Regions from separate parts of the Homo sapiens genome. Here region 2 is linked to region 1. Evidence: chromatin contacts called from ENCODE Hi-C or POLR2A ChIA-PET data. All regions are on one chromosome and are shown on one strand. Each heading gives the region's core, a stretch centred on a gene start or an enhancer-like site at or near the end of the contact. The rest is flanking DNA. Distances are from core to core; before and after follow the strand shown. Region 1 holds the start of LINC01144 (long intergenic non-protein coding RNA 1144). Region 2 overlaps TESK2 (testis associated actin remodelling kinase 2).

Region 1 (6,077 bases), core at 2,474-4,973:
GACCAACTCTCCCACCTGCCTGGGATTATCCCAGCTTTAGCACTGAAAATTCCTTGTCCTTGGAACACTGAAAGTTCAGTCCTGGGAAAACTGGGATGGTTGGTCACCCTATCAAGGCAGCTGGCCAGGACAGATGGAAAGGTATCAGACCTTGTGGGAAGAAGCTGGGCTTTTCGACAACCTTTCCAACTTGCTGGATGAACACACCAGGCTGGGGACCACTCAGCCTAGACTGAGTTAAGCTGAGGCCAATGATGACATCTACAGGTCATATGAAAAAACTGCAGCCTAAGAATCACCCACTTGGCCCGTAAGTGGTTCGTTCATACATTTATTGTGGTTCATATATTCATATATGTAATGTGAATAAACATATTCATATATTTATTGTGCTCTCAACACTGGGCATAAGTCTCAGGGGTCTTGGAAGGCATCCGCAAGCAAGTGAAATTTATGCTGAGGCTTGGTGATTGAAAAAGTGTTAGCCAGGTTAAGGTGAGAGGGAAAGAAAGAGCATTCCAGGATGGAGAAAACAGCAAAGAAAAAAGCCCTGAGTGCGAAGGAACAGAAAACCTTCAAGAAACAAATTATGGCATGGAGAAGGGGACAGCGGTAACCAAAAAAAGCTGGAGAGTTTGTCTGAGCCTAATCAACCATGGAAAAAGTTTCTGTCTTTACCCTAGGAGCAATCAGAACTTATTGAAAGGTTTTAAAAAGCAGGATAGTAACATAATTAGATCTGCATTTCTCAAAGTTAACTCTGGCTACAGGGTGGAAGCTGGTTTAAAGAGTAGCAAGCCTACCACTTCAACCCAGGGGGTCAAGGCCACAACGAACTGAGATCACGCCAGGGCACTCCAGCCTGGGGTACAAAGTGAGACCCTGCCTCAAAAAAAAAAAAAAAAAAAAAAAAAGAGTAGCAAGCCTAAAGCCAGGGAGGCAATTAGAATTAGAATATCATTGCAGTGTCCAGGTGGTACAGAAGGTGGTGGGGACAAAGGGAGGAAAAGAAAGGTGACCGTTGGTAAGAAATAATGGAAAATTGGCCGGGCGCAGCGGCTCACGCCTGTAATCCCAGCACTTTGGGAGGCCGAGGTGGGCGGATCACAAGGTCAGGAGATTGAGACCATCCCGGCTAACACGGTGAAACCCCATCTCTACTACAAATACAAAAAATTAGCCAGGCGTGGTGGCAGGCGCCCGTAGTCCCAGCTACTCAGGAGGCTGAGGCAGGAGAATGGCATGAACCCAGGAGGCGGAGCTTGCAGCGAGCTGAGACCACGCCACTGCACTCCAGCCTGGGTGACAGAGCGAGATTCCGTCTCAAAAAAAAAAAAAAAAAAAAAAGGAAAATTAGCCAGGCATGGTGGTGTGTCTGTGGTCCCAGCTTCCCAGCTTCTCGGGAGGCTAAGGCAGGAGGAGCTGGAGAGGTTGAGGTTACAGTGAGGCATGATTGCACCACTACACTCCAGCCTGGGCAACAGAGCGAGAACCTGTCTCAAAAGAAAAAAAAAAGGGAAAAGGATTATGGAAATAGAATGGGCAGGGCCATGGTGATTGACTAGAGGTGCGCATTGAGGAATAGGGACATTCAAGTAACCAGACCTGTAGGTTTCTGGCTAGGAGAGCAGTGGAACAGCTACTGAGATGGGAGCATGAGAAGGGGGAGGATAATGTTGGGTATGATTGATTTGAGGTCCCTGTGGGACATTCAACTCAAGATGACAAATAAGCAGTTGAATAAAGGTTAGGAAGGGAGACTTCACTGTGTGGATCAACTGCATGTAGATGGTAACCAAAGCTCTGAGCAGCACCAACATTTCAGAGTGGGCAGAGGAAAGACAACATGGCTAGAGCAAAACCAGGCGAATGTGGCACTATGAAAGCTGGGAGAAGAATGTTTCACAAAGGAGAGAATGGTCAACTGTATGAAGTCTTTTAGAGAAGCAGTGAAATGAGATCTGAAGATTGTCCATAGGACAACATGAAGATCATTGGTGACCTTAGAGCCTTTGAAGGTGCAGTGATAGAGAGAAGCCAAATTAGAATGAGTTGTGGAGTGAGTAGGAGGTAAGGTTGTGGAGAAAGCGAGTGCAGACAATTTGAATAAATGTAGCTAAACAAGTCACTAGTGGGAGGGTAAATAGGTAAAATCATAAATTAAACACACACATAGCTTTTACCCCAACAATTCTACTTCCAAGAAATCAGCCTACAAATATACTCCATATGTGCACAAAGACCTACAGAAAGGATGTTTACTACACCATTTTATAAACAGCTACAATGTTAATCAATAGGGGGCTGGTTAAATTAATATAACACATCCACACAATATAACACACACAGGGTATTACGTGGCCATTAAAAATACCATGGTAGGCTGGGCGCAGTGGCTGACACCTGTAATCCCAGCACTCTGGGAGGCCAAGGCAGGTGATCACCTGAGGTCAAGTGTTCGAGACCAGCCTGGCCAACATGGCGAAACTCCCTCTCTACCAAAAATACAAAAATTAACTGGGCATGGTGCAGGTGCCTGTAATCCCAGCTATTCTGGAAGCTGAGGCAGGAGAATCACTTGAACCCCGGAGGCGGAGGATGCAATTAGCCGAGATCGTGCCATTGCCTGGGCGACAGAGCAAGACTTCTGTTTAAAAAAAAAAAAAATCATGGTAGGGCCGGGCACGGTGGCTCAGCCTGTAATCCCAGCACTTTGGGAGGCCAAGGCAGGCAGATCACCTGAGGCCACGAGTTCCAGACCAGCCTGGCCAACATGGCAGAAACCCCCATCTCTACTAAAAAGACAAAAATTAGCCCAGCGTGGTGGCGCATGCCTGTAATCCCAGCTACATGGGTGGCTGAGACACGAGAATCGCTTGAACCCAGTGGTGTGCCACTGCACTCCAGTCTGGGCAACAGAACCAGACTCCATTTAAAAAAAAAAAAAAAGTACATATGGTAAATATTATGTGTATTTTACCAAAACAAGTTTTTATTTTTAAGGCACAATCTTGCCCTGTCGTCCAGGCTGGAGTGCAGTGGCGCGATCACAGCTCACTGCAGCCTTAACCTCCCCCAGCTCGGGCGATCCTCCCACCTCAACCTCCCGAGTAGCTGGGACCACAGGCCTGCGCCACTACGCCCGGCTAATTTTTGTATTTTTGTAGAGACGGGGTTTCACCATGTTGGCCAGGCGGATCTCGAACTCGTGATTTCAAGTGATCCGCCCGCCTCGGCCTCCCAAAGCGCTGGGATTACAGGCGTGAGTCACCGCACCTAGCCGAAAAAGAATTTTTTAAAGTCACCATCTCTACGAGGTTTTTCTGGGCCACCCCCCGGTAAAATGTCAAGCCCTCGACGAGCCGGGAGAGAGTCGGAATCCTGTGGGGGAGGCAGGGGCGTGTCCAGAAAGGCGGGAGCTTCCGGAACCGCTTAGAGCTAAGGGAGCTCGGAGCGGGGGCCGGGGCCGAGGGCGGAGCAGGGTGGGGAAGGGGCGGGTCCAGAAAGACGGGAGCTTCCGAGGCCGCCTCCACAGGAAGGGAAAGGGGCGGGAGCTTGGAGGGGGCGGGTCCAGAATGGCGGGAGCTTCCGGGGCCGCCGCCTCTGGAAGGAAAAGGGGAGGGAACGTAGAGGGGGAGGGAACGTAGAGGGGGCGGGACCAGGAACGAGAGCGCGTGGGTTTCTGGGGTGTCCGCCGGCGCCCCCTGGGATTGGGGAGAGAGGGAAGGGCTGAGGCTCACGGTTTCGGAGTAAGGGGAGCGGCCCGGCGAGCCGCCGCGCCTGGGTTAAGAGCTGCAGGAGGAACGTGGCTTCACGAGTTCGGCTCCTCGGCCATCCACAGCCCGGGCCTCCGCCTCTGCTGACCTGGCGGCTGTAGAAGGCAGAAGAGGCCTGAAACCTGCAGCAGGAGCACCACCCTGCCCCGCGGCCCCGCGCGCCCTCCAGTGGCGTCATCCCATCCGCTTTGATCTCGACTGGCGCGCCTACCCTCGGCAGCGGCACCCCTTGGGAGCGCAATCGCGGGCAGACTCCGAGGACCCATCTTGCGAAAGTTCTGCGAGGTCCTGACTTTAAGGGAACAGGGGTCGTACTTGGGCCATGGCCGGAAGGGAGATCCAACATCCATGACGACGTCTACCCCCCAGCCTGCCCCTTCAGAGCCCAGTCTGTGCCTTGCGTCAAAGTCAAGCAAGGGCTCTTGTAGGGCACCGAGCCCCAGCCAAAATCACCCTTTTCTTTCAGATAGCCCCCACTTACCCCCAGAAACCTTACTCTCTCCCTCGGGAGCAGGTGGGAAGTGAAAGGCCGGGGGGGCTGTTTCTGCTCTGCTTGTCTGTACCTGTGGCCCTTGAGTGGAAAACCCCGCCGCTGGACCAAAGACCTGGAGGCTCCAGGATTGCCCACTTGGGACCCTGACTATGAAGGGTCAAGATAGCCCATTCTGCCCCAGCACTCAGAGCCCTATTACCAAGGCCCCTACTCCAAGAATCCACCATCAAAACCGGGGCCCTGCCAGTGCCTTCCCAGTGTTCAGGCCTAGGGAAGAATAGCCCCATTATGCCTGTTACTCCTGATCCTTCTGCAGTCTCTCTCTTTGTGACCCCATGGCCTTTGCTGCTATGTCTGCCCTGGCCCCACAGAGTGCCAGGTCAGAGCCACCCTGGCCTACATAGCAGGGCCCCGGTTCACAGGCTAAAACCTGGGCCTCCTGCCAGGCTGCAACTCCCAGCTGCACACCGCAACCTGAGACATCTCAGCATATTCTAGGAACTAGTAATGGGGACGCTTCCGACTCGCTGGGGAAGGGAGATGAGGGCCTCTAGCTCTCCATGCCCAGTCTCTCATCATCAAAGTCATTTAAGGCCCCAGCGACCCCAGGGTTCAGCAGCATCCTGTTCATCATGAGCAGAGGGGTGACTGAATAGAATGGGAGGCAGGTGTGGCCTGAGCAGTTCCCAACCTGAATTTTCCTTTGAGCTTGGTGATTTGGGGCGGGGGATTGAGATATTTTCCTTTCACTTGTGGGAAATCTTGGGGCCCCACAAATCACTAAGCTGAAGGGAAAAGTCAAGCTGGGAACTACTCAGGGCAAACCTGCCTCCCATTTTATTCAGTCACTCCTCTGCTCGCTGAGATAGACACATACCTGATTGCCTCCTTTGGAGAGGCTTGTCAGAAACAAAATAATGCAACCATTTGTCTCTCAGCTACCTGCGACCTGGAAGCCCCCTCCCCACTTCGAGTTGTCCCCGCCTTTCTGGACGGAACCAACGTACTTCTTACATATATCGATTGATGTCTCATGTCTCCTTAAAATGTATGAAAACAAACTGTGCCCTGACCACCTTGGGCACATGTCGCCAGGACTCCCTGAGGCTGTGTCACGGGCACGCATCTTCAACCTTGGCAAAATAAAGTTTCTGAATTAACTGAGACCTGTCTCAAATTTTCAGGGTTCACATTTTGGTAATCATTGAGGGATTCTGAGTGGAGATGCCCCTGACTTTTGACAAATCTCCCATTGGTGCATGGTACCAGCATGAGCTAACTTTATGGCTCAAACCAATAGGACAATTTGCTGAGGTCTGAGAGTACCCCGTCCAGAGAATCCCTGATCTCCCAAAATTTAGTCAAGATCTAAAGTTTATTTTGCTGTACAACTCCTCTTTTTCTAGAGTTTTACTTGCTTCCAACACAAGGAAGGCAACTTTTCTCCTGCTTCCATGACAATGGAATGCAGGTAACTCCTATGGAGTCTGAGCTCACTTCTAACAGGGAAGATGAGTTTGTTTTTTGTTTTTTTCCTGCTTCTAGGATGGTAGAAAGCAGCCTTCGGCCTGAGACCCATCCCTAGATAGGTAACTGAATTGGGGTTTGTCTTGGATAAAGTTAAGATTAACAACCAGCTGGTCTTAATTTCTCCTTACCATTAGAGCGCTCAGTGATCATATTGTTGGTTTTTTTGTTGTTGTTGCTTTGTTCCAGTCTGAAGTTGTTGTTTAAGGATCCTAATTCTTGTTCAGAGATGCATTCTAAAGGGTCTTCTCTATTGCTTTTTCTCCCAAATTTAAACTTAA
Region 2 (5,800 bases), core at 1,918-4,417, 110 kb after region 1:
TTACCTTTATACCCACTTCTTTCTAGGTCTCAAGGCTTCCTTTTTATTTTTATTAGGGTGTTTTGTTTACTTCCCTGTTTTGAAGGGACACATCCTCCAATAGCATCATGAGAAGGGGCTCATGAGAGGCAAATTTTTTGACAATTTGCCTATCTAAAAATATCTTCACTCTACTCTCATGCTTGATTGGTAGTTCAGCTGGACATAGGATTCTAAGTAGGAAATCATTTTCTCTCAGAAAGCATCTTCCATTGCTCTAGCTTTTTTGTATGGGATTTTTTTTTAAATTTTTTCCTCTGTGGAAATGTTTAGAATATTTTTATTACCCATATTCTAAAATTTCATAATGATATGCTCTGGGTGGCTGTTTTTTCATTCATTGTGCTGGGCCCTTTCAATCTGGAAGCACATGTCCTTTGGTTCTCCCCTCCAGGTATTAGCCAGGCCCGGCACAATGGGTTAGTCTGCATACTGAATGGTGAGAACTCAAAGAGCATGAGCCTATGGCTCATATAAAAAATGTTTTAATTTTATTATATTGCCAAAGCCAAATACTTCTGAGAAAGGTTGTCATTTTTAAAAAACTGTCTTCCTTTATTTGGGTCTATTCATTTTCTCCAGGAAAAAATCCATCAATTTCCTGGCAAGTGGCAGGGTTGAGGGTAGGATAGGAATGATTCTTGCCTGCCTGAGAGCCAGGTGATGGAAGGTGACTAGAAGTCTTATGAGCCTCACCATTCCAGTATGCAGACTATCCCCCCATCTCCTCTTTTAGGTATTGCATTCTATCAGATGTTCACTAGTATGAAGTATTTCTGGTTCAATTTTTCTCCAAAAATAAACCATGTCTTATTGGGGTGGGTGATATTTAACTGATTAGTTACAAGAAATGGGGATGTTGACTTTCAGGCCCAGTTACCCCTTAAAAGACTTTGAATAGCCCTCTTATTTTTAGCCCAAGCCTGACACCCACCTTCAGTTCCTGAGCTTTTATAAGTTTCTGTGATGCAAACTGGCTTGGTTCTAATTGGCATCAGCTTCTAGAGATACTACACTATAGGCACTACAAATACAGTGGTGAAAAAGATAAACTTCTACCCTCAGAGAGCTCATTCAATACTGGAGGCTTTAAGCAATAGGTAAACAAATGAATAAGGTTCTTTTCAGAAGTAATGAGAACTTGTAACAAATATCGATGTCTATTTTAGACTAGTCAAAAAGATTTCTTTGAAGAGGGGCTATCTCAGCAGAAATATATCATATGATTCTGGAATAAAGTAAGTACAAAGGCCCTGAAGCAGGGAAAAAAGCTTAATGTGTCTGAGAAACAAGAGGGTTAGTGAGTGTGGTTAGAATGATGTAAGAAAAAGGAAGAATGATTGGAAATATGGTCAGAGCCACGTAGGCCAAATCATTTAGGGCCTGATAGGTTAAAGCCCAGAGTATGAACTTTGAAGAATGACAAAAAGCTGTATTAGGAAATTCAGCAGGGAAATGACATAATCTGATTTACCCTCTTAAAATTCAATCTGGCTATTGTGGGGTAAAAGGGGAAGACAAGAGATCAATTAGGATGGTTGGGCTAGAGTAGTAAGTGTAGAGGTAAAAAGACTCAGGACATATTTTGAAGATAATGCTGAACTACTTGATGGTTTGAAATAGGGTGTAAGAGAAAGATAATAAGAATGGTAAGTTTTTGGCTCAAGTGATGGATGAATGGTGGGAGAGGTCTGGAAAGAAGAAAGGGAATGCGGCAGGAAATTAATAGTGGTCCATAATGGGTACTCAATAATTAGTAATCATTGTTTATATTAAAAATCTTCAGCCAAGACACAGTGGCTCACACCTGTAATACCAGCACTTTGGGAGGCCAACGGGGGCAGATCACTTGAGGCCAGGAGTTTGAGACCAGCCTGGCCAACATGGTGAAATCCTATCTCTACTAAAAATACAAAAATTAGCTGGGTGTGGTGACACATGCCTGTAATCCCAGCTACTCGGGAGGCTGAAGCACGAGAACCTGGGAGGCGGAGGTTGCAGTGAGCAGAGATCATGCCACTGTACTCCAGCCTGGGTGACAGAGTGAGACTCTGTCTCAAAAAAAAATTAAGATCACCTTACAGTCTAGTGTTACAAAAGATGCTTTGTGAACTCTCTTGAGAGTCTTTCACCTAGTTACCCACCAGGATTACAATGATAAAATCAGAGAGATCCACTTTATTATTTTTTTTTCAACCTTCAACAGATGCAAAAAAACATTTTAGGCTGGGAGCAGTGGCTCACGCCTGTAATCCCAGTACTTTGGGAGGCCGAGGCAAACGGATCACCTGAGGTTAGGAGTTCGAGGCCAGCCTGGCTAACATGGTGAAACCCTGTTTCTCCTAAAAATACAAAAAATTAGCTGGGCATGGTGGCGCGTGCCTGTAATCCCAGCTACTCGGGAGGCTGAGGCAGGAGAATCACTTGAACCTGAGAGGCAGAGGTTGTAGTAAGCTGAGATTGCACCATTGCACCCCAGCTTGGGCAACAAGAGCGAAACTCCAACTCAAAAAAAAAAAATTTTTTTTTAAAACACTGCCCATTTATTCTGGAACACACTCCACATCCACATTCACTCACCCTTAAGATATTTTAAAAACCTGATTATTTAAAAATTGTTCAACATTTAATTCAATGTGATTTCTTATTTATATATTTATTTATTTTATTTTTTATTTTTTTTTTAACATACATGGTCTCACTATATCACCCAGTCTGTGTTTCAGTGGCACAACTGAAACCACCTTTGCAAAAGAGAAATCTGACATCGTTAACTCTATCTTGCCTCCAACCTCAAGCTGTTTGTCTTTGGTCATTCCTGGGCATAGGCCAAGCTAACTTTGGGAGGAATTTAGTTTACAGTTTAACCTTAAAGCAAGGATGATAATAGCCCTTCCCAAAACTAAACTACCTTTGTAAAACTAAGGAAAGGCCACAAGGTTAGGATTATGGGAGGGGAGAGAATTCTGCTAAAATGTAGGTATAGTTCTACAATTTCTTACTGCTTGGGAGTCATGTGGCTAGAGATCACAAGATTTGTGACTTCTCCAACTGCTCCTATAGATAACATCACTATTATAGAACCTAAGACTGGTTTTCTGAGAGATTTTTTTCAGACCAACCCCACCCAGACTCATGACTCATGACTCAACTGGTCCTGTAGCCCAGCCTTCCCCAACCTTTTTGGCACCAGGGACTGGTTTTGTGGAAGACAATTTTTCCACAGACTCGGGTGAGGGTCAGGTGGAGGGATGGTTTTGGGATGAAACTGTTCCACCTGAGATCATCAGGCATTTGATTCTCATAAGGGACGTGCAACCAAGATCCCTCGCATGCACAGTTCACAACAGGGTTCACGCTTCTATGAAAATATAATGCCACCGCTGATCTGACAGGAAGCAGAGCTCAGGCAGCAATGCTTGCTCACCTGTTCACCTCCTGCTGTGTGGCCCAGTTCCTAACAGGCCACAGGCTGATACCGGTCCATAACCTGGGGGTTGAGGACTCCTGCTGTAGCCCTACACAGAGGCACACTCAGCGCACAAGGACTTTTCCACACCCCCAATTAATCAGCAGCACCCATTCCCTCAGCCCTGCCCACCAAATTGTCCATAAAAACTCTAACCTCTAGAGGGCTTCAGGAAGACTGATTTAAGTGATAACTGCCTCTTTGGCATGGCTGGCCTTGAGTCAATTAAACTCTTTCTTACTGCAATGCCACGATCTCAGGGAATTGATTTTGTCTGTGCAGCTGGCAGGAAGAAGCCATCATAGCTCACTACTCCTAGGCTCAAATGGATCCTCCCGCCTCAGTCTCCCAAGTGCTCAGATTATAGGTGTAAGCCACCATGCCCTGCCTCAGTGTGATTTCTAACAACTGATCTGGTCCATTCTCATTAAACAGAAGAAATCAAAGCACAGAGGTTAAATAACTTGTCCTAGAGAATATAATTAGGAAATTGTGGAGCTGTGTGAATTGTACAAGAGAAAGAGTGGAAGAAAAGGCTGGAAAAACAGACTGAACCTTAACTGTCAGTCTAAATAATTTTTGACTCGATTTTGAAACCAATGTGAGCCACAAAAAGTTTTAAGAAATAAACTATACAACCAGAGCTGAGTATCAGGAAGAGTGAAAAAGGGCAAAGAGACAGGGAAAATAATTCACTCCAGGTGAAAGTGAAGAAGGCTGAATTACAGCCCACATATACGGGAAGGAATAGATGCAAAAGCCTTTGAATATTTAGAATCACAGCTTAGCTTCTCATTAGAAGCAAGGAATACATGATAACCAAAAATGGCTGGAATTTTTCAGGATGGATAACTGGAAAGATGGCTGTCTTAATAACTGAGACTGGGAAAATATCCTGCCATATTCTCACAGCATTAGCTAATGCTAGTCTATTTCCTACATAGTATAATTTACTTCTTAAGGAGACTCTCTGGGAGACAAGAAGCCTCTATTTCTCTTGCATTAATCATGATATTACCTAGCACAGGGAGGGACTGAGTAGTTCCAAGCAAATATTTGTGAATTGAAGGCATAGTCTTCAATTTCATATTTGGTGAATTGAAGGCATATTTGGTGAATTGAAGGAGTCTAAAAGAAATATTAAATTTCTCATGGCATAAATAACAGAGAGACCCAGTGCAGTGGCTCAAGCCTATAATCCCAGCATTTTGGGAGGCCGAGGTGGGAGGATTGCTTGAGCTCAGGAGTTCGAGACCAGCCTGGGCAATATAGTGAGAACTTTCTCTACAAAAAAATTTTCAAAGTTAGCCAAGTGTGGCGGCATACGCCTGCAGTCCCAGCTACTCAGGAGGCTGAGGTGGGAGGATTGCTTGAGCCCAGAAGGCAGAGATTGCAGTGAGCCTGGGCAACAGAGTGAGGCCCTGTCTTGGGGTCGTGGGGAGGTATGAGAACAAATCTGAGTGTATAGTTCCTCAAAAAGGCCACTGGGGAGTGGAAGTGAGTGGGGCATAGAACTGGGTTACAGATCTTGAGCATAAGACTTCCTGGCGTAAACAACCTTATTCACAAGAGACCTAAACAATCAGTCCCTGCATTCAACAAAGTACTTTATTGTTCCTTTTTTTAACTGATAACTTTGAGCAACTGATGATAAAATAACCAATCTTCACTGGGCCCATGTATAAACAGAATACACACACATGAACAAAATTTACACAAGTACTACCTCTATGACTTACCAGGCCCACACTTTTCCTCCCAAATAGAAATCTTAGGAGGAAGGGAGATAAAGGGAAAAAGGGAAACTAGGAGGTTGGGGTCAAGAAAAAGAGAACTACAAAGGTTCAGCTCACTCACTCCTGCTGGGCACACAATAGCTCTGGCAGAAGAGAACCAAGGTATGCCCAGAGGATTAAATGCCTACCACCTGGCAGATCATGCAGATAGGCTTCTTTCCCAAGTAGCCTTTCCAAAGCACTAACAGAAGAATTTTCAACTCATTCTTTTTCTTTTTCTTTCTTTCTTTCTTTCCTTCATTTCTCTCTCTCTCTCTTTCTTTTAAGCAAGAGACCTTTTCTTCAAAACTCTTATACAGAAGTTCAATATAAAAAAGATAAAAAGTGCAACTGTTCTGACTAGATGAAGCCAAGAGAACAGAAGTCTCATCTACTCAGCCACCTCCCATACCCGGGGCCAGCACCTGAGAAGGCACATCTGTGTAATCCTAGGGTTCCAAGAGATGGATTCTTCCCAATGTAGATCTAATCTCAATTTGGGGAAAAATTCTGGTTC

The links. A loop is a pair of places that touch in the nucleus more often than their neighbours do. ChIA-PET counts read pairs that join two places held with the same protein, here RNA polymerase II (POLR2A).
Region 2: a map of PC-9 shows a loop between it and region 1 (4-fold over the local background). The contact joins the enhancer-like site here to the promoter of LINC01144 in region 1. A Hi-C loop is called at or near these places in 1 of 168 maps with a recorded cell type or tissue (PC-9). POLR2A ChIA-PET finds 5 or more read pairs at or near these places in 7 of 52 experiments (B cell, Panc1, T-cell and 4 more).

Annotation. Positions count from the first base shown.
Region 1 is chr1:45,300,187-45,306,263 of GRCh38, forward strand. LINC01144 (long intergenic non-protein coding RNA 1144) reads left to right here and starts at 3,724. Exons shown (of 1, transcript NR_024270.1): 1 at 3,724-5,433. It overlaps LOC105378691 (a long non-coding RNA gene), which reads right to left and starts at 3,560. Exons shown (of 3, transcript XR_947287.4): 1 at 3,306-3,560. RefSeq lists silencers at 51-345, 3,447-3,626 and enhancers at 3,297-3,356, 3,817-4,056.
Region 2 is chr1:45,408,059-45,413,858 of GRCh38, forward strand. The region is part of intron 3 of TESK2 (testis associated actin remodelling kinase 2); the gene reads right to left. Among named protein-coding and RNA genes, the nearest start is that of TOE1, 71 kb to the left of the region's middle. Within about 2 kb of position 3,168, at least 4 of the 41 ENCODE cell types and tissues checked have a DNase peak (open chromatin) inside an H3K27ac peak, as active enhancers do; they include B cell and PC-9, where a contact is called at or near this core.